Linked DNA regions of Homo sapiens: region 1 is linked to region 2. A link is a loop called in an ENCODE intact Hi-C map of the cell type or tissue named here. Cell type or tissue: Calu3. All regions are shown on one strand. Each heading gives the region's core, and the rest is flanking DNA. Links, peaks and the distances in the headings are about the cores only.

Region 1 (10,407 bases), core at 796-8,795, 220 kb before region 2:
CTCCTGCCCGGCTAATTTTTGTATTTTTAGTAGAGATGGGGTCTCATCGTGTTGACCAGGCTGGTCTAACTCCTGACCTTAGGTGATCGGCCTGCCTCGGCCTCCTAGAGTGCTGGGATTACAGGCTTGAGCTACCGAGCCCAGTCGGAACTTTTTTTTTTAGACAGTCTTGCTCTGTCACCCAGGCTGGAGTGCAATGGCGTGATCTCTGCTCACTGCAACCTCCTCCTGGGTTCAAGCGATTCTCCTGCCTCAGCCTCCCGAGTAGCTGGAACTATAGGCACGCACCACTGCATCTGGCTAATTTTTGTATTTTTGGTAGAGACAAGGTTTCACCATGTTGGCCAAGCTGGTGTCTAACTCCTGGCTTCAAGTGATCCTCCGAACTCGGCCTCCCAAAGTGCTGGGATTACAGGCATGAGGCACTATGCCCAGGCTCTGCTTAGGAACTTTTAAACACTATGCCCTACAGCACCTTTATTTGTTGCATGTCTATGTCTTTGGTTTTATAAAACCAGGGACTGCTTTTGTTAGTTTTTGAAAATCCTCAGACTACGGGACTGATTTGTTGAGCAACTTCTACATGCCAGGCACTCAATGCTGAGTCCTCTCCAGGACCCAGTTTACAGCTGAGGAGACTGAGGCTTGGAGAGGGAAAGGACTTGACCAAGGTCATGCAGTTGGGACCTGAAACCTGGCCTCTGACTCGTCTTCCCTTGTGTCACTGGCCCCCCTAGCCCGGTGCCAGGCCCTTGGTGGCACCCAGTGAACAGTCCTAGAATGAAAGAAAGAGGAACCGGCTCTGAAGGTGACTGCTTTCTTTGGGGGCACACAAGTGGCCGGACAGGGGCCGTGGACTGGGCCTCCAGCCTCTAAGCCCAGTGTGTGTCCCACCGGGATCACTGATGAGGAGAGGGATCTAGAGGCCGGGACTGGGGATGTCGTAATTTCCAGGTGCCCAGCTGTCTGTCAGACCTGTGAGCTCCAAGGAGAGGCTGACCTGGTGCTGGGGTGGTCAGAGATGGTGTCCAGGGCAGGCAGAGCCTTACCACGACCTTTAGAGGCCTCCAGAGGCTGCACAGCGTCAGTGGGATTTTGGCCACGGGTGACCAGAAGGAACCTCCAAGCCTGGGAAATGCAGCTGCAGTGGCCACAGCGCAGGTGGGCAGAGGCCCTGGGTTGTGCTGCAGGTTGGGCACTGCCTTTTGCTGAGTGACCATTCGGCCTATGCTCCCAGCCCCACAGGGATCCACCAATCAGACCTGCCTGCTGCTGTGTATTTGCATCTCACTTGCATGACAACACCCCTTGCTCTGTCCCCAAGTGTGCTTCCCCAGCCCATGCCCCATTCCCCATTTCAGGCCCCCTGTGCAGAGCTCCCGTGGGAGGGGCAGAAAGGCCCACCTGGGCTGCCAGCCTGGCGCACTATTCATAGCTCAGGGCTGGCGTACTTCACATACTTGGCGTTTCTCATGTCTGGCTGGCCCAAGGCAGCCACCCCTCTGTTGTCCTCCCCTCCCTCCTCTCTTCTCTCTTTCCCCCTTCCCCTCCTCCCTTAACCTCTTCCCCCACCTTCTTCCTCTCAACCAATCTTCCTGAAATCTACAGATGTCCAAGTCCCTCATCATGGAAGAGCCCACATAAGGAAACTGAGGCCCCAGAGAGGGCGGGGACTGGAGGGAGAAACCAGTAGTGATGAGGCGTATAATGAGGTGGCCGAGAGTCTGGGCTCTGCCCACAGCTTCAATCCTGAGCTGACATTAGCTGTGGCACCATGGCAGATTCCTTAGCTTGCTAAGTTAAACAAGCGTTTCAGAAAGTCAAGCTGAGACCTGGAGGGTAAGGGTTGAGTCAAGGGAAGAAGGGGACGGGGAGGGGGCAGGCAGGCACTGTATTATAGTCCAGGGAGAGGGGAACTTGGATGTGGGGAGCAGGCTCTGAGTCTCAGGACAAGGGCTTGGCACGTTGCAGAACCCACGAGGAGGGCTCGTGGCTGGAGTGTGGCCAGCTGGGGTGAGGGCACAGAGATGCAAAGAGGATTGAAGCAGCTCCCCCCTTTTTCCCCACCCCTTTCTCCCCCACTCCTTTTTTTTGAGCCTGGATCTGGCTCTGTCGCCCAGGCTGGAGTACAGTGGCACAACCATGGCTCACTGCAGCCTTGAACTCTTGGCTCAAGCAATCCTCCCACCTCAGCCTCCCAAGTAGCTGGGACTACAGGCGTGCCCCACGGCACCTGGCTAATTTTTACTATTATTTTTGTGGAGATGGGGTCTTACTATGTTGACCAGGCTGGTCTCAAACTCCTGGGCTCAAGGGATCCTCCTGCCTCTGTCTCCCCAAGTTCTGTGATTACAGGCATGAGCCACCATGCCCGGCCCCCCTTTCTTCCTTATTCCAGCACCCCCGACTTCTGGATCTGGTTCCCTCTGAGGAAGGGGTGGGGATATAAAAAGCCCCTGCCTCTGCCAGACCCCTCCTGGGGACAGGGTTCTGGTTACCTCTAACTCTCTGAGGAAAGGCTCATTCATTCTCCAACATTTAGAAACAGTGTGCAGAGCACCCACCCTGGGCCAGGAACCAGGGATTTGACCACCAGCAAAGCAGACATGGTCCTTGCCTTCCAGGACCTACAGCCCTGTGGGGAGATGTTGGTCAAAATAAGCTCATAAATAAGTAGACACTGACAAGAGGGTGCACAGGTAACTGACCTGGTCTGGGGCCAGAGGAGGTGTGCCTGGGGAAGTGACATTTTTGTTAAGAGCAACAGGGTGGGTAGGAGTGAATCAGGGCATGGGTTGCATTCCAGAAACAGCATGTGCAAAGGACCCGAGGCTGGAAGGGTGCCTGGTCCTCACAGGAGGTGGAAGGAGGCCAGGGTGGCCAGAGCACAGAGGAAGAGGGTGTGGTGAGTGTGGGGGCCAAGGCGCGTCCCACAGGGCCTGGTGGTCATAATATTAAAATAATCAATCTGGACTGTCAGATGCCAGAGAGGTGACTGCCGCTTGGAGCAGGGCAATGGTGTAATGAAGTGAGCAGACTCCAGAGACATCTAGGAAGCAGAGTCTACTCCGATGGGGGGATGGAGCGCTGGGGCCATAATACCTGATTCTTGGTTCTCAGCAACTTTTTCAGGCTGCTATCTCTGTCTTTATTTTATAGCTGAAGAAATAAGGAAACTTGAGTGACCTTGAGTGATGATCTTGAGGTCACACAGCCAGAAAAGGGCCAGGGCCAGTACCAATGGCAAGTGTGGCCTTTTCTCTGTGTTAGCCTTCTTGATGCCAGGACAGTGGTCACTTTCTCACCATCCTCCCTGTCCCCAAGCCTCGGTGCCCCTGCAGGTCACCCAGCATTCCCTGCCTAGCACCCAACCCGGTGGAGAGCCAGGAGTTGCAGGTGGTGGGTGCTGGGTGCTACCTTCATTTCCAGAGGTTGGTTAAATGAGTTAGCGCATCTAACAGCAGCTGCCTGGGGCATAGTAAGCACTCAGCAAGTATTCTTGACTGTGTGGCTGTTATCCTGTCCCCAAATGTGGGGCCAGGCAAACTGGCAGGGGGAGGCGGGAGGAGGATCTGGAGTGAGGATGATGCCATCTGTCTTCTTCTGACCAGAGAGCCCAGCCCAGGGGGCTCCCTCATGGTAGTGACCCAGGGGAGGCTGTTTGTCCCTGCAGAGCCACTGTCCCTGCCACCTGTCCAGCTGCCTCTGGGCATCACAGACTGGATTAGGGAGTGGTTCAGTTCATAGGCAGGGCCACATGTGTGAAGGGGAAGGCAGGGGTAACCGGGAGGGATGGGCAGGGCTGGGGTGAGGGGGTGGGTGGTTTCAGGGGTGGGGCTGACAGCCTCTCCCTGAAGGGAGCCCCATGTGCCCCCGGGAGACTTTCGGAATCTGCTGAGACCTGCCCTGGGAGGGGACATGGTCTTAGCTTGACTGGGACCCAGCTCTTGCCTGAAGGAAACCAGTGTGTGCACCTGTTACCTCTGCCCAGGCTGTCAGACAACAGGAAGCACTCCTGGGGGGCGGGGGGCAGGCGGAGTCACACCTAGAGCTTTCCCCTAGTCTCCTCTGAAATGCACTGTCCAGCGTGAGACCAGGGGATGGATCTGCTGACCTTAGAGAAGAGTCATTGCAGGCATTCCCCTGCCTCTAGGAATGACTGCTCCAGTCTAGTCTGAAAAGGGGCTCTGGCCTCTCTCCTTGACCAAAGGGAGACCCCGAGATTCCACAGTTGCTCTGTCCTTCTGCAGGAGATTCTTCTCCTTTGTAGGAGATGGGGAGGGGAAGATCCCAGGGCAGGTTGGAGCTGAGGGGCCTGGGGAGCGAGGTTGAGGGAATGAGGACCCTTCTGCTCGCTCTGGGTTGTCAAGGAGACGAGGCATGCCAGCGCTGGGCCAGCAGGGGGCTCTGCTGGCCACGGGACCTGCCTGCCAGGCAGCCGAGATGTGCACCCTTCATTGTGCGGGCTCATTTCCAGGAGTGCCTGAGAGGACGCGGCGGTGTCTCTGTGGGCACACCCTTGTGTGTATGTTACAGGTGGGTGTGAGCGTGTGGCGCGTTGGAATGGGCATGTGTGTGCTTGGTGGGTTTGAGGGCCCCCACACTGAGCCAGGTTTCTGCCAAGAAAACTCTTCCAAGTTCCTGCCGGCAGCCTTGGAAGAGTTTGTGCATGACTGGGGATGGCAGCCTCTGTGGATGGCAGGCCCCCATCAACGCCAAGGACCTGATGCGTGCCAGGTTCAGGCTGGGCGATCCCCCTGTGCGGGGACCTCTAGGGCTCCAAAGATGACAGTAGAGACTCTGAGGAGGTGCAGTGGAGAAGGGACGGCAGGGAAAGGTCTTCCAGGCAGGAGGTGCCCAGCTCCTGGGCAACCTCTGTGGGCAGAGACTTCTCCTGGGCACCAAGGAGAGACCTGTTCATTTGTTTCATCTTTCAACATTTTTTTTTTTTTTGAGACAGAGTTTTGCTCTTGCCGTCCAGGCTGGAGTGCAATGGCGTGATCTCGGCTCACTGCAACCTCCACCTCCTGGGTTCAAGCAATTCTCCTACCTCAGCCTCCAGAGTAGCTGGGATTACAGGCACCTGACATCACGCCCAGCTAATTTTTGTATTTTTAGTAGAGATGGGGTTTCACCATGTTGGCAAGGCTGGTCTCAAACTCCTGACCTCAGGTGATCCAACTGCCTCGGCCTTCCAAAGTGCTGGGATTACAGGCCTGAGCCACCGTGCCTGGCCTTTTATTTTGTGTGTGTGTTTGATTTCTGACTTGGCCTTTTTAAAAAAATCACAAAATATATAATACGGCCGGGTGCTGTGGCTCACGCCTGTAATCCCAGCACTTTGGGAAGCCGAGGTGGGCAGATCACGAGATCAGGAGATCGAGACCATCCTGGCTAACACAGTGAAACCCTGTCTCTACTTAAAAAAAAAAAAAAAAAAAAAAAGATAGCTGGGCATGGTGGCTCGCATCTGTAGTCCCAGCTACTCAGGAGGCTGAGGCAGGAGAATCGCTTGAACCGGGGAGGCAGAGGTTGCAGTGAGCTGAGAGCACGCCATTGCACTCCACACTCCAGCCTGAGCAACAAGAGCGAAACTCCATCTGAAAAAATATATATATATAAAACAAAATTTATAATTTTAACCATTTTTAACTGTAAAGTGGCATTAAGTACATCCATATTATTGTGTTATCACCATAAGTGGTGATATTCCACTATCACCGTAAGTGGAATAATATAATATTTATTCATTCATTCCTTTTTTTTTTTTTGAGACAGGGTCTTGCTTTGTCACCCAGGCTGGAGTGCAGTGGTGTGATCACGGCTCACTGCAGCCTTGACGCCCTGGGCTCAAGGGATCCTCCCATCTCAGCTTCCTGAGGAGCTGGGATTATAGGTGCATGCTACCACGCTCTGCTATTTTTTTATTTTTTGTAGAGACAGGGTTTCACCGTGTCGTCCAGGCTGGCCCTGGACTCCTGACCTCAAGTGATTCTCCCACCTCAGCCTCCCAAAGTGCTGGGAATACAGGTGCTGGGATTACAGATGTGAGCCACCAAGCCCAGCCAATATTAATCCTTTCACTTAGCATAATGTCTTCAAGGTTCATCCACATTGTAGCATGTGTCAAATATCTTTCTTTTTTTTTTTTTTTTGAGACAAGGTCTGGCTCCCCTAGGCTGAGGTGTAGTGGCGCGATTTCAGCTCATTGTAACCTCCATCTCCTGTGCTCAAGCCATCCTCCCACCTTAGCCTCCCAAGCAGCTGGGACTACATGTATGTGCCACCACACCTGGCTAATTTTTTTTTTTTTTTTTTTTTTTGGTAGAGATGTTGTTTCACCATGTTGCCCGGGCTGGTCTAGAACTCCTGGGTTCAAGTAATCCTCCCACCTCAGCCTCCCAAAGTGCTGGGATTACAGGTGTAAGCCACCCCGCCTGGCCTTCACTTATTTTAAAAGGCTAAATAATACAATTATTATTATTCATATCATGTATGTATTATATGTAATACAATAATACAGACAATTTCATTGTATAGATATACCTCATTTTATTTGTCCATTCATCCGTAGATGGACACTTGGGTTGCTTCCATTTCTTGGCTGTTGTGAATAACACTGCTACAAACATGGGTGTACAAACATTTCTTCTAATCCCTGCTTTCAGTTGTTGTGGATATATACCCAGAAGTGGAATTACTGGATCATATGGTAATTCTGTGTTTAATTTTTTTTTTTTTTTTTTTGAGACGGAGTTTCACTTTTGTTGCCCAGGCTGGAGTGCAACGGCGCGCTCTTGGCTCACTGCAACCTCCGCCTCCCTGGTTCAAGCGATTCTCCTGCCTTAGCCTCCTGTCCATGTTTAATTTTTTGAGAAACTGCCATACTGATTTCCATAGCAACTCCACCATTTTATTTATTTATTTTTTATTGCTTTTTTAGAGAGGGAGTCTTCCTCTGTGGCCCAGGCTGAAGAGCAGTAGTGTGATCATAGCATCATAGCTCACTGCAGCCTCCAACTCCTGGGTTCAAGGGATCCTCCCACCTCAGCCTCCCAAGTAGCTGGGACTACAAGTGTGTGCCATCACGTTTGGCCAATTTTGCATTTTTTATAAAGATGGGGTCTCTATATGTTTCCCAGGCTGGTCTTGCACTCCTGGCCTCCCAAACACTGGGATTACAGGTATGAGCCACTGTGCCTGGCCACAGACACACCATTTTACATTCCCACAGCAATCCAATTTCTCCACATCCTCACCATTAAGAAATAATTTTTGAGCTGGGCATGGTGGCTCATGCCTGTAATCCCAGCACTTCGGGAGGCCGAGGCGGGTGGATCATTTGAGGTCAGGAGTTCGAGATTAGCCTGGCCAACATGGTGAAACCCCATCTCCACTGAAAATACAAAATTTAGCCGGGCGTGGTGGCACGTGCCTGTAATCCCAGCTACTCGGGAGGCTGAGGCAGGAGAATCACTTGAACACAGGAGGTGGAGGTTGCAGTGAGCCGAGATCTCGCCACTTCACTCCAGCCTGGGCAACAGAGACTCCGTCTGAAAAAAAAAAAAAAAAAAAAAAAAAAAAGAAATAATTTTTGAGAGCCCGCTATGCACAAAGCTCTCTAGGAGGGCAAATCCATTCTGAAAACCCAGCAGCCATTGTCCTTAGGGAGCTCTCAGTCTAAGGGGGAGACTCAGGCCAGGCCCTTGGGCATCCTCCAATCTGAGGGGAAAGACACAGGCCATGCCTTTTGGGAGACCCTAGACTGATGTGGGGCAAAAATCCCTTGTTTTCAAGGAGCACACAGTCTGATGGAGGAGGCATAGCTTCTTCCCTTTGAGGAGTCTGCAGACAGGCCTAGAGACCAGAATGGAGACCCCAGAGACAGCCAAGGGCTGCTGAGTGGGTAAATCAGGGGTACGGAGGGGTTGTGGTAAGCCCTGTCCCAATGCCAGCCTGCTGTTGCCTGGGCAATGGCCCTGGTGTTTACTTTGTGGCTGGCTAGACGCACCCTTTTCTGTAAGTGCTCATTTCCCACCAAGAGGAAAGAGGCTCCTCTTTAGTTTCCCCTTCCTCTGTTGTCCCTGAGGGAGGAACTGGCCCTCCTCTGGCACTGGAGACCCTGCCAGCCTGGCACCTTTGCCATGCTCCTTGCCTGCTGGGAGAGGCCCCATCCTGGGGTCTCATGTTGCCCACCCCTTCCCTACTCCCAGAGGGCCCATAAGGTAGTGCTCTGGGCTTGCCAAAGTTCAGCCAAGGAAGTGGGAGATCCTACTGAATCCTCCCTGCTTGGGAGGAACTGGGGCACGTCAAGAGCCTGTAGGAACCTGAGGCTGGCAGTGGGAGGTGGGGGTGATGCCGGGAAGGATGAGCTTGCCTGGGTCTATGAGCGTCCACATGTGTCACCGTGTCTTTGTGTATCCATGGCTGAGTGTCTGCATGTCTGAATGTCAGTGTGACTGTGATGACTATCCAAAAAGCCGTCGAAACAGCCTGCATTTATTAAATCCCTACTATGTGCTCTGAGCCTGTGCTAAGACTTTCTTTAATTTACTTAATCCTCCCAACAACCTTTGAGGTGGAAATACATGTCATTACCATTTTATTGATGAGGAACCAAGGCTTAAAGAGGTTAAGTAACTCACCCAAAGTCTCATATCTAGAAAGTGGTAGAGATAGGGCTCTGACTCAGCCTCCAGAGGACTCCAGATCCCGTGTGTCAGCCCCTGAGCTGTGCTGCCACTGAAAGAACTTGGGGAGTTTTTTTTTTTTTTTTTTTTTTGAGACAGGGTCTTGGTCCGTCACCCAGGCTGGAGTGCAGTGGCGCGAACACAGCTCACTGCACCCTTGACTTCCTGGGCTCAAGTGATCTTCCCACCTTAGCCTCCTGAATAGCTGGGACCAGAGGTGCACGCCACCATCCCCGATTAATTTTTAAATTTTTTGTAGAGATGGGGTCTTGCCAAGTTGCCCAGCCTTTTTTTTTTTTTTTTTGAGACCGGGTCTCACACTGCAGCCTTGACCTCCCTGGGTTCAGGTGATCCTCCCCACCTCAGCCTCCTGAGTAGTTGAGACCACAGGCATGCACTACCACACCTGGCTAATTTTTATATTTTTTGTAGAGACGGGGTTTCGCTGTGTTGCCCAGGCTGGTCTTGAACTTCTGGGCTCAAGCGATCCTCCTGCCTTGGCCTCCCAGAGTGCTGGGATTATAGGCATGAATCATCATGCCCAGACAGATTTTGAGGATTTTGTGCATTTGGCATTATCTCAGCCCACCTCCCTGATGGTGGTGGGATGTCTGGAGTGACAAGTGCTTCCTCATCTCCCTTCCCAGGCTTCCGTGGCTCTGGCCTAGTTTGAGGGAGAGGGAGCACAGTCCATCCTAACCCTGGGCAAGAGTGGCCCTACAGGGGAAGAGCACTGGGTCTGGGGAGACCCTGGGAACCATCCCCTACCCGTGGGCCAGACATAGTGCCAGTGCGGGGTGCCCAGGTTCCCGGTGATGGGGGTTATGTGTACATGGAGGGCGCTGCGGAGACACAGGCTTGCTTGGCCGGCTCATCAACTTGGCCTGCTGGGGCTTGTCAGGCGGGAGTCTCTACCCAAGCAATGCTGGGAACCAGGCATCTGAATGGGGCAAAAGGGTGGAAGAGGCCTGAGGGGGCCGCCGCCCTTGACTGAGGAGACTGGAGCAGGGTTCAGAGGCCCAGGCGTGGGCGGGGCGGGCATGTGTCAGTATCGCATTGCCTGCATGCCTGGGATGCACGGATCTGTGGTGGGATTTGCCCTGTCTGTGTGCGAGGTTGTGGAGTGGTCATGGGTCTGCGTTTGGTGGTGTGCAACTGGTGTACAGGACCAGATGGAGCTTCAAACATGCTGGATGACTCTCTTGGGGTGGGGGCATTGTTTGTCACCTGGCAGTTTGGGGCCCACATTCTGGGAAGAGTGCTGAGCAAGCTGGAGGAAGGAAAAGCAGGCAGAATCGACCCTGAGCCCCTCTCTCACTTCCTTAACCACACGCCCTGCAACACGTCAGTTTCCTTCTTGCTCCTATCTCTGACCCTTGGGACTCAGGACGCTCTCCTCCCCTTCCCCAGTGCCTACTTGCTTCTACTCCTCCAGTCCAGACCATCCTCTCCTGTGAGGGATAGCCTGGGAGGTGTCTGGCCCCACCCTCAAAAAACTGTCACCTCCCAGAGAGAAGAGGCCCTGTGCACCTGAGAGCAGGGCTCCCTTGGTTTGTGGGGGTCTCCCTTGGTGGGGGTGAAGGCAGCCGGCTTTGGCCAGAGTCTAGAACTTGGGGATCCCTAAAGGTTTCAGGAGCTGGGACAATATTCCTGAAAGACTCTCCAAAGTATCTCAGCTCCTGGCCCACAGCAGGTACTCAAGATGTGGTTAAACAAG
Region 2 (10,407 bases), core at 1,129-9,128:
CCCAGCACCTGCCCTCCACAGAGGCCTTCCTCTCTTCTTTCCGGTGTCCCCAACCCCTCCCTCTCTCCTAACGCACTGTAATCGTGCTGGATCCTGGGTTCGTTCTAGAGCCTTCCTCATCTCTGCCCTTCCTCATCCAAGTTCCTCAAAAGAGATGCATGGGCTGGATCTGCTTCTTTCCCTCCCGTTTCATCCCTACTCCCCAGGAAGATCTCACTAGAGTCACTGGTGCCATCCTGCTTGCCAAGGCCAGTGGACCTTCCTCATCCTGTATCTGATCTTGTTTTTTTTTTTAAGACAGGATCTCACTCTGCCACCCAGGCTGGAGTGCAGTGGTGCAATCACTGCTCACTTCAACCTCCACCTCCCCAGGCTCAAGTGATCCTCCCACCTTGGCCTCTTAAGTAGCTGGGACTATGGCTTGCGCCACCACACCAGCTAATTTTTGTATTTTTAGTAGAGACGGGGTTTCACCATGTTGCCCAGGCTGGTCTCAAACTCCTGACCTCAAGTGCTCCACCCGCCTTGGCCTCCCAAAGTGCTGGGATTACAGGCATGATCCACCATGCCCGGCTCTATCCCATCTTTGTGTGACATTCCACCCTGTTTTCCTCCTTTCTTGATACTCTCCTCCTTTGATTATTGGATGAGTTAGGGTAAGTTGTGTTCGTTAGGCCAATATTTTATTTTATTATGTTTTAATTTTCCATTGTATTAATTTGGCTAATTATTTTTTCATTAGGTTAATTCTCTGTATTATTTGGGCTATGCTAAACTGTTTAGCTTAGTCTAAGTTGTACTGGTTAGGCTAAACTCCTAGAACAAAGAGATCCAAAAAAAGATGATGGCTTGAAGAATGTAAAATTTGCTTCTTTCCTGTGTTGCAGGTGAACACTCCAGGTCAGCCGGGAGCTCTCACAGCCATTCGGGGACCAGGCTCCTTCCATGTGCTGCTGTGCTGCCCCCTAGGGCCCTGCCAGTGACTCAGGACCGAAGCTGAGTGACTGCCATGCCGGGTTCCAGCCAGCAGGAAGGGCAAGGGAGTGTGGGGCGGGCAGGCCCAGGGTCTTAAAGCCCAGGCTGGGAGAGGCACACACCCCTTCCCCTTCGCAGCCCAGTGGTGGGAATTAAATCACATAGTCATACCTGACCGCAAAGGGGCTGGGAAATGTGCCTACCCAGTTGGCACAGGGAGCTCAGATTTGGGTGGACAATGAGCAGTGGTCACCAGAGCCCCCAGAGCCTCCCCCTCTCTCCCTCCTCTCCACCCTCTCTCTCCCCACTCTCTCCCTGGCCATTCCTCCCCAGCCCCCGCCTTTTTTTGTTGTTTTTTTTTTTTGAGACAAAGCCTCCCTCTTTTGCCCACCACAGGCTGGAGTGCAGTGGCATGATCATGGCTCACTGCTTCCTCGACCTCCTGGGCTCAAGTGATCCACCTCAACCTCCCACAAAGCTGGGACTACAGGCACGAACCACCATGCCCAGCTAATTTTTTTTTTTTTTTTAATTTTTAGTAGAGACAAAATCTGACTATGTTGACCAGGCTGGTCTCAAACTCCTGGGCTCAAGTGATCCGTACTCCTTGCCCTCCCAAAGTGCTGGGATTACAGGCGTGAGCTGCCACGGCACTTGGCTCCCCTTTGTAAATGTGCCCCAGGGCTCTGTTCTTGGCCCTTTTCTCACCCCACATGCATGCCTTGGCCATTCCCGTCCAATCCTGTCTGATGCCCTAAAGCCTCCCTACCTCCAGCTCAGGCCTCTCTCAGCCACAAACCCACGCAGGCAACAGGGCCAAATCTGGGACTCAAGCCACACTCCTCCTCTGCCTCACCCCACATTCAATCTGTCACCAAAGCTGGTGAGTCTACCTTGTAAGGACCCCCTCACCGAGACTGTCCTCTCCTTCTCCCCGCCGACCCCGCCCCCGAATGGGTTCTCACAGCCTCCACCCCTGCCCCCCTGCCTCTACCCCCAGGGACTCCACACCAGCCTCCCATGAATCATGAAATGTGAGTATTCACCCTGCCTGTTCCTGAGCCCTCTTCTCTCACAGTCTGATTGGGTCACCCTTCAGGGGCTCCCTCTTGTCTTCAGAATCAACTCCTTACCCTAACATATAAGACCTTTTGTGATCTGACCTCGGTCTACTTCATCTCTTGTCACATGTACCCTGTGCTCCAGCCACTCAAATCTTGGCACTTTTGTGTGTGCTCTGCCCCAGTGCCTCCCGGCCTTCACTTCAGGGATTCCTATATCCTTGAAGACTCAATTCAGAGAGCTCCTTCTCTGAGAAGCCCCCTCTGATGCCCTGATGCTCTTCCCACATGCTCCACTGTTCCCTCAACCTCACCAGTCTCCACCTCTATGCCTGTCTTGTCCTGATTGCTCACTTACCTCTCTCCCCTGCTAGGTGGTGAGCTGTCGGAGAGCAATATGAGGTTTTAGTTATTTCTCATCTCCAGTCCTTAGCCCATTGTTGGAGACAGTTAACGCTTAACGCTTGAGAAATGTTAGCTCCTTTCTCTTCTCCTTTAAAACTGTGACACAAAGGCTGGGCACAGAAGCTCACGCCTGTAATCCCAGCACTTTGAGAGGCCAAAGCGGGTGGATCACTGGAGGTCAGGAGTTCGAGACCAGCCTGGTCAACATGGCAGAACCCCGTCTCTACTAAAAATACAAAAATTAGCCAGGCGTGATGGCTCACACCTGTAATTCCAGCTACTCGGGAGGCTGAGGCAGGAGAATTGCTTGAACCTGGGAGGCAGAGGTTGCAATGAGCTGAGATCACTCCACTGCACTCCAGCCTGGGCAACAGAGCGAGACTCTGTCTCAAACAAACAAACAACAACAATAAAAACTGTAACACGTAGCTTTATACATAAAACTAAAATCTGGAAACAGCCCAAACATCCATCAACAGGAAAACATATACATTGCAGAATATTCATTCAATCAAATACTACACGGTGATAAAATGAGTTAACTACAGCTTCATGCAACAGCATGAATGAATCCCATGCATAATGTTGAACAAAAGAAGCCAGACCCAAAAACGTACCTTCCATTCTTATGAGGGTCAAAAACAAGCCGAACGGATCTTCGGTGACAGAGGCCGGCATGGTGGTCATCTCCGGGTCAGGAGATCAACTGGGAGCAGGCCTCACACAGCCTCCCAAAGGCTGGAAGTGTTGCTTATCTAGGTCTGGGTGGCGATCACACAGGTAATGTACATGTGTAATGATCATCAAGCTGAAATTCTGGTGCATTTTAGAGTAGGTAACTTCCCTCTGTTTGTTTAAGTGCCATGATTTTGTAATAAATCATCGTGGAAGCCGGGTAGAGTGGCTCATGCCTGTAATCTCAGCACTTTGGGAGGCTGAGTCAGGAGGATCCCTTGAGATCAGAAGTTCAAGATCAGCCTGAGTAGCATAATGAGACCCCCATCTCTACAAAAAATAAACAGAGCTCACGCCTGTAATCCCAGCACTTTGGGAGGCCAAGGTGGGCGGATCACTTGAGGTCAGGAGTTCTAGACCAGTCTGGCCAACATGGCAAAACCCTGTCTCTACTAAAAAAATAGAAAAAAAAAAAATTAGCCAGGCATGGTGGTGCACGCCTATAGTCCCAGCTTCTCAGGAGGCTGAGGCAGGAGAATCGCTTAAGCCTGGGAGGTGGAGGTTGCAGTGAGCCAAGATTGTGCACTCCAGCCTGGGTGACAGAGCGAGATTCCATCTCAAAAAAAAAAAAAATTGGCCAGGCACGGTGGCTCACACCTGTAATCCCAGCCCTTTGGGAGGCTGAGGCGGGTGGATCACAAGGTCAGGAGTTCGAGACCAGCCTGGCCAACAGGGTTAAACCCCGCCTCTACTAAAAATACAAAAATTAGCCAGGCATGGTGGCAGGCACCTGTAATCCCAGCTACTCAGGAGGCTGAGGCAGGAGAATTGCTTGAACTCAGGAGGCAGAGGTTGCAGTGAGCCAAGATTGCACCACTGCACTCCAGCCTGGGCAACAGAGCAAGACTCCGTCTCAAAAAAAAAATTAAAAATAAACAGAATTAGCTGTGCATGGTGGCACGTGCCTGTGGTCACAGCTACTCGAGAGGGTGATATGGGAAGATCTCTTGAGCCTGGGAGATCAAGGCTGCGATGAGCCAAGATCGCACCACTGTACTCAGCCTGGGTGACAGAGTCAGAGCCTGTTTCAAAAAAAAAAAAAAAAAATCACCATGGATGGCAAGTCTGCGTCTGAGAGGCACTTTCTGTTACAGAGTCCCCTGATTTTAGGTGATGACACTGAGCCCCAGAGAGGGTAAAACACTCAACACTCAGCTTGAGTCGCTCAGCACATCTGTGGAGAGTCCACACCCTAAGGAGGGGACTGCATGTCCTGCTTTCCCCATGCCACTCTAGGGACCTTGGGGGCAGGCTCTGTGTCTTTGTGTCTCTGGAACAGAGCTCTGGGACCTCTACATATTGGTGGGGGCTACTCCCACCCCATAACAGGTTGCTGCTGGGTGGTGAAACATGGCAGCAGTGTGGTCATTTAGAGCACAAACTCAAAGGACACAATTCCGTAGCTGTATGGGCTTAACCTCTGTGAACCCCAGTTTTCTCATCTGCAAAATGGAGCTAATAGTACCACGGTTGGGCGCGGTGGCTCACACCCGTAATCCCAGCACATTGGGAGGCCAAGGTGGGCAGATCATTTGAGGTCAGGAGTTCGAGACCAGCCTGGCCAACATAGTGAAACCCCGTCTCTACTAAAAAATACAAAAATTAGCCAGGCATGGTGGCCCACGCCTGTAGTCCCAGCTACTAGGGAGGTTGAGGCATGAGAATCACTTGAACCCAGAAGGTGGAGGTTGCAGTGAGCCAAGATTGCGCCACGGCATTCCAGCTTGGGCAACAGAGTGAGACTCTGTCTCAAAAATAAATAAATAAATAAATAAATAAATAAATAAATAAATAAATAAATAATAGTACCTACCTCATGTTGTGTCCTGAGGATTACATGAGCAACTAAGCATAATATAACAAGGCCTGGTTCCAAGGAAATGCCATTACAGTGCTTGCTATGATAACCACTCAGGAGGAAACCTAGTCAGACAGACCAGAGCTACTTTGCTCCTCCACTGGCTGTGTGACCTCAGGCAAGTTAATTAACCTCTCTGAGTCCCATTTCCTCATCTGCTAAACAAATAGTACTTATCTATTGCTATGAAAGCAAAATAATGCCTGTAAAACACCTGACACCTGCTTAAGTTCCTTGTGTGCAGAGACCACGTCTTGCACATCGATCCCCCTCAGGGCTCTCACTCCATGGCCTGGGAGAATGAATCCCTTCCCCAGCCACCCTTCTCTGGCTCGCCATCCTCTTTCTGGTGCTAGCAGACAGCAGCATCTAGTGGACAAGCTCTGGAACTGCATTCTGGCCAAGGGTCACTCGCCAAGCTGCTGTGCAGTCATTTAAATGAGGCTTTTTAAAAATGCTTTAGACAAGGGTGGAGGGGTCAGGAGGAACGGAGGTGGGGTGAAATGCATTGGGCAAGTATTCATTAGGTGCCTGCTGTGTGCAAGGCACTGATCCAGGACCTTAAAAAATGAAGCAAGAGATACAAGATCACTGTAGAAGGACACAAGAAAAATCACAAATAATTATAACTTTGTCATCAATACCCTAACTTTTTATCTTAGAGAAAATGTGAACACAGCATAGGGGGACTTGGCACACTGGACAGTGTCTTCTCAGGAAGTGTTTTTTGTTTTTGTTTTTGAGACAGGGTCTCGTTTTGTCACCCAGGCTGGAGTGCAGTGGAGTGATCACAGCTCACTGCAGCCTTGATCTCCCTGAAGTGGCTGAGCAATCGTCCCACTTCAGCCTCCAGAGTAGTTGGGACTACAGGTGCACGCCACCACACCCAGCTTGTTTTTTGTTTTTGTTTGTTTGTTTGTTTTTGGTAGCATCAAGTTCTCCCTATGTTGTCCAGGCTGGCTCAAACTCCTGGGCTCAAGTGATTCTCCCCGCCTTGGCCTCCCAAAGTGCTGGGATTACAGACACAAGCTACCTTGCCAGCCTTCTCAGGAAGTTTTTACAATTGCAGGGGCGATTTTTTTTTGAAATGGTTGTTACATGTCAATGACTCTCAGTTAAGGCCAAGGCAATAAAATGAAAGCTTAGGTCAGGAAGGTTCTGCCTCGAGTCCCCTGACCCAGGTTCTCCATAGACAGAGGGGAGCGGGAGTGTCTGGCCCCAAAGCCGCACTCGCCCTCCACACTCCACAGTCCCTTCCTACCAGACACAGAAGAGTGAAGAGGGTCTAGAGGTGGCATGAAGCACATCTAACTGGGGGAATCAAAAAATACTTCATGGGAGAGATGACATTTTGCATTGGAGAATGAAGGTAAAGAAAGCAGGGAGGGGCATGCTGGGGGCGCTGGGGAAGGAAGTGCATTCCAGCCTAGTAGACCAGGTATACCTTCACTGGTATAAAGCGAAGTAATGGGAACCAAGTTGGTTGAGGGAGCTGGGGGTTAAGGCCAAATCACAGAGGGCTCCAAATGACAGGCCAAGGAGGCTGCATTTAATACTATCAGGGGACCCACTCAGTAAGAAGGTAAACTGATCTGAGGGCATCAGAGAAAAACCAGACACCCAGAAACTATTAATAGTTAGGTGGCTACTGTCATAGTCCAGCCTAGAGGTAGGGGACACTGCACCATGATGGAGTGGAGATTAGAGACAGAATTGTGAGATCCTTGGGAGGGGAGAAGCAGGGGGAGGCTTGGAAATAGATAGCTGTGGGTCAAATGGGAGGACCCAGCTGAGAATTCAAGGTGCTGAGTCCAGGGGAAGTAATGGGGAGAAAAGCAGAGCTGTAACCAGAATGTGGACTTGACCAGGGGGACTGCTGTGGGCAGGGAGCTGTGGGCAGGGACCAGGAGCTTGGTCTTTGACAGGGGCAAATGAGTTGCCATTGTCCCTGTGGAGATGCGGGACCAAGGCTCAGGAGGGGTGCTGGAGGGAGAGGAGGCAGGGACAGTCAAGTGGGAGTCATTTACCCATATAGGTGCAAGCTGATGACCTAGGGGAGGAAAACAGAATCCTGCGGGCAGATAGGGTGGAGGGCAGGCGCCACCGGACTTCATCGGACTTTGTCTTTTTAAAGCTTCTGGGGGAGGGGGGCAAGAGAAGGAGGAGATGGAAGAAGACAGAGGCGGGACCTTTGGGGACAGAGACCCTTGTGAGTGTCCAGCAGTGTCACAGGCTATGCAGAAGTCCAGGAGTGGTGGCAGGGAGGCAACTGTTGAATTTGAGGTTGGGGGCTCTCCTGGCTGACCTTGGCAAAAGCGGTTTCAGGGACAGAAGTCAGGCTGCAGAGGTCTAAGAGGTGAGAGGCAGAGGAGCTGGAGGCGGCTGATGCTCCCGGGAGGAGGGAGGAGACGGTAAGCAGGGCTGGGATAGGGGAAGGTGAGCGAGGGGTTACTCTGGGGGTCCTGCCAGACCCTGAAGAGGAGGGTAGAGACCCAGAGGCACATGGAGAGGAGACCCTCTGAGACCCTTTGAGACAGAAGGAAAACAGGTGATGCTGTAAGAGCTTAGAGACCCAGACAGAAATAAGACTATGACCACCACATCCCTGACAAACCAACGTGGTGGCCACCAGCCCTAGAGGACATGGGACTGGAGGAAGGGAGGGGTAGAAGCAGGGGCTGAAGACACCTGGGAGGGAGAGCAGACTTCCTCAGACCCTCTCGGGCTCCAGCGTATTGGCGTGGGAGAGGGAGTCCCAGATTCCCGGGAGCTCAGAGCCTAGGGAAAGCCAGGGGTCCCTTTCCCCTTTCCCCAGGCGGCTCCTGTTCGGAGAAACTTGTGGCCCTCGCTTGGAAGCACGCTTTTCCCTATTCCAACCCCAAATACTCAGTACCTGTTTGCTTCCCCCAGAAGTCTGGGCAAGTTTCTTTCTTTTCTGGGACTCAGTTTCTGGGGTGGGCTGAATGATGGAACCCAAAAAGATGTGTCCAGGTCCTAATCCCCAGCCCCCACTCCCCCAGAGCCTGTGAATATGACTTCATTTGGAAAAAGGGTCTTTGTAAATGTAACTTAATTAAAGATGTCAAGACGAGATCATCCTGGATTGTCTGGTGGGCCCTAAAGCCAATGACAAGTGTCCTTGTGACAGACAGGAGAGGGGAGGGCCATACCATGGGAGAATGGGAACTCTGCAGCCCCAAGTCAAGGAACACCTGGGGCCACAGAAGCTGGAAGAGGCACGGAGGGGGCCCTTCCCGAGAGCCTTCGGAGGGAGTTCGGCCCTGCAATGCCTTAGGTTTGGACCTCTGGTCCCAGTAAATGGAAGAGAAGAAATATCGGGGTTTGTTGTTGTTGTTTGAGATGGAGTCTCACTCTGTCGCCAGGCTGGAGTGCAGTGTGGTATGATCTCGGCTCACTGCAACCTCCGACTCCCGGGTTCAAGCGATTCTCCTGCCTCAGCCTCCAGACTAGCTGGTATTACAGGCATGCGCCACCAAGTCCAGCTAGTTTTTGTATTTTTAGTAGAGACAGGGTTTCACCATGTTGGCCAGGATGGTCTCGATCTCCTGACCTTGTGATCCACCCGCCTCGGCCTCCCAAAATGCTGGGATTACAGGCGTGAGCCACCTTACCCGGCCGCTTAAATATCTGTCTTTTAAGCCACCAAGTTTGTTATGATTTGTCATGGCAGCCCTGGAAACTAACGTAGTTCCCTATTCTGTAAAATAACTAGAATTAAATCTTATTTGGCCAAAAGGTGTGTTTTTTAACTCGCCACCCCGCCCCCTTCCAGGTTGAGTTGTAACCCTTTCACTTGCAGGGCGGGGGTGGGGGAGTGAGGGTGGGGGCAGGTGATGCAGGGAGGAAAGAACCTAAATTAACAGCATCTCCTCCTGCCCCGAAGAGGAGGAAAGTCCAAGAAGAGTATTTCATGCCCACCAGCCCTTCCTCCTTCACCCAGAGCTCACACCATCATCCCGTGCCCGGCTCCAGGCAGGCGGGTGGGGCAGACGCTGACCCGGAGCGCGTTACTAAAACCAAGGGGTCTTTGAAAATCAGGGAGTCTGCCTTTCCAGACTTCTGACAGCCCCCCTCTTCACAGCGATTCTCTCCCCACCCCTTGTGTCTTCTTCCTCCCGTTCTCCATTCTTGGGGGGCAAAATAAGATGGAGACTCCCGAAGCACAGGGTGGAAGGCACTCCCCCACCCCTTCTTCCTCCTCCTCCCACAACACAGCTGGAGGGGGAGGGGAGGTCAGCAGGGTTCACAGAGGCCAGATGTTAAGGAAAAAGAGAGAAGTGCCCACCCACCCCACCCCCACCCTCACCCCCAAGGAAAGAAAAATGAAAGGAGACAGTTTTTAAAACAAACAAAACTTTTATGGTCCAAAACAGTTTTTCTCAAGAATCTGCTCTATGCAAACAATAACAACTTTTTACAAAGCATTTTCACAGAAAAGGAGACAAGTCCTTCCCCAGCGTGGGAATTGTTCCTCTCGCACCTCGTTTTCGGGGGAAGAGGGGGCGCTATTCACTAGTGCGGGATGGAAGGCGCACTGGGTCCCTCAGTTGTTCGGCAGCTCCAAAAGCCCCAGCTTCCCTTCATACCTCAACTTGCCATCTCCCTAAGACCTAAGCTCCCCTGACCTCACCTGGGTGGAGGAGAAAGCACTTCCAATCCTCTCTGACTCAAGATCCTCCTAGCTGGAGGGCATGGCAGAGGGCATGATCCAGGCCTATCTCACCCCTCCCCTGGAAAACAGAACCTCTGACCCCAAACCTAATCCCCTGGCCCTGCCCCTTTCGGATCCATCAGATCTCTGACAACTCCCGCAATCCCTGAGGCTGGGGTGTTGCGGGGGGAAGCTTAAGGTACCTCAGCCCAGGTTCCATCCAGACTCAAACTTTGCCCCTTCAAACCCCAGGGGACTCTTGAAGTTAGGCCAAGAGTCCTTTCATTTACCACCTCTGCAAAGTGCAGCTTGTTTTGTTTCCACTCTTTAAGGGGGCTGAGTTTGGGTGTCCAAAGAATGGACTTGGGCCTGCCTTCCACCTCCACCCCCTCTCATCCATAAATCGGTGGAGGCCCTCGAAAGGCGACTTGTTTGGTCTGATTTTATTGATTTCTTCCACCTTCTATTACTTTCCCTGGGACAGTGTCTAGCCCCTTCCCCAGGCAAAGTAAGCACTTTCCAGGAGAGGAGGTCCCTCAGCCCTACCCGTCCTAAGGGAAGTAAGTTGGGGGAGGGGGCTGATTAATCAAGGTTGGGGGAAATCTTTCTCACCGGCCAGACCTTACACTCGGAAAGCAAACAAGGAAAAAACGGGAACTCCAAAACTGGACAAAAGGGAAAGGTCGGCGGCTGAGGCTGAA

Evidence for each region. Hi-C counts contacts between places; a loop is a spot of excess contacts. Peaks named below come from ENCODE experiments on the same cell type or tissue, not always from the same donor. Only the 100,000 strongest peaks of a DNase experiment are listed, where the experiment ranks them.
Region 1: it touches region 2 in a loop (3-fold over the local background); 14 of 110 quality-filtered maps call a loop at or near these places.

The regions. Positions count from the first base shown.
Region 1 is chr17:38,439,882-38,450,288 of GRCh38, forward strand. The region is part of intron 1 of ARHGAP23 (Rho GTPase activating protein 23); the gene reads left to right. Among named protein-coding and RNA genes, the nearest start is that of ARHGAP23, 17 kb to the left of the region's middle. RefSeq lists enhancers at 888-1,390, 9,155-10,096. In Calu3, for the core only: CTCF peaks have their summits at 4,403 (motif pointing right) and 8,092; DNase peaks (open chromatin) are centred at 2,825, 4,020, 4,430 and 7,980.
Region 2 is chr17:38,662,312-38,672,718 of GRCh38, forward strand. It overlaps EPOP (elongin BC and polycomb repressive complex 2 associated protein), which reads right to left. Exons shown (of 1, transcript NM_001130677.2): 1 at 9,392-10,407. Among named protein-coding and RNA genes, the nearest start is that of EPOP, 7.4 kb to the right of the region's middle. RefSeq lists an enhancer at 5,245-5,539 and a silencer at 9,485-9,779. In Calu3, for the core only: CTCF peaks have their summits at 5,421 (motif pointing left) and 7,013; a DNase peak (open chromatin) is centred at 5,380.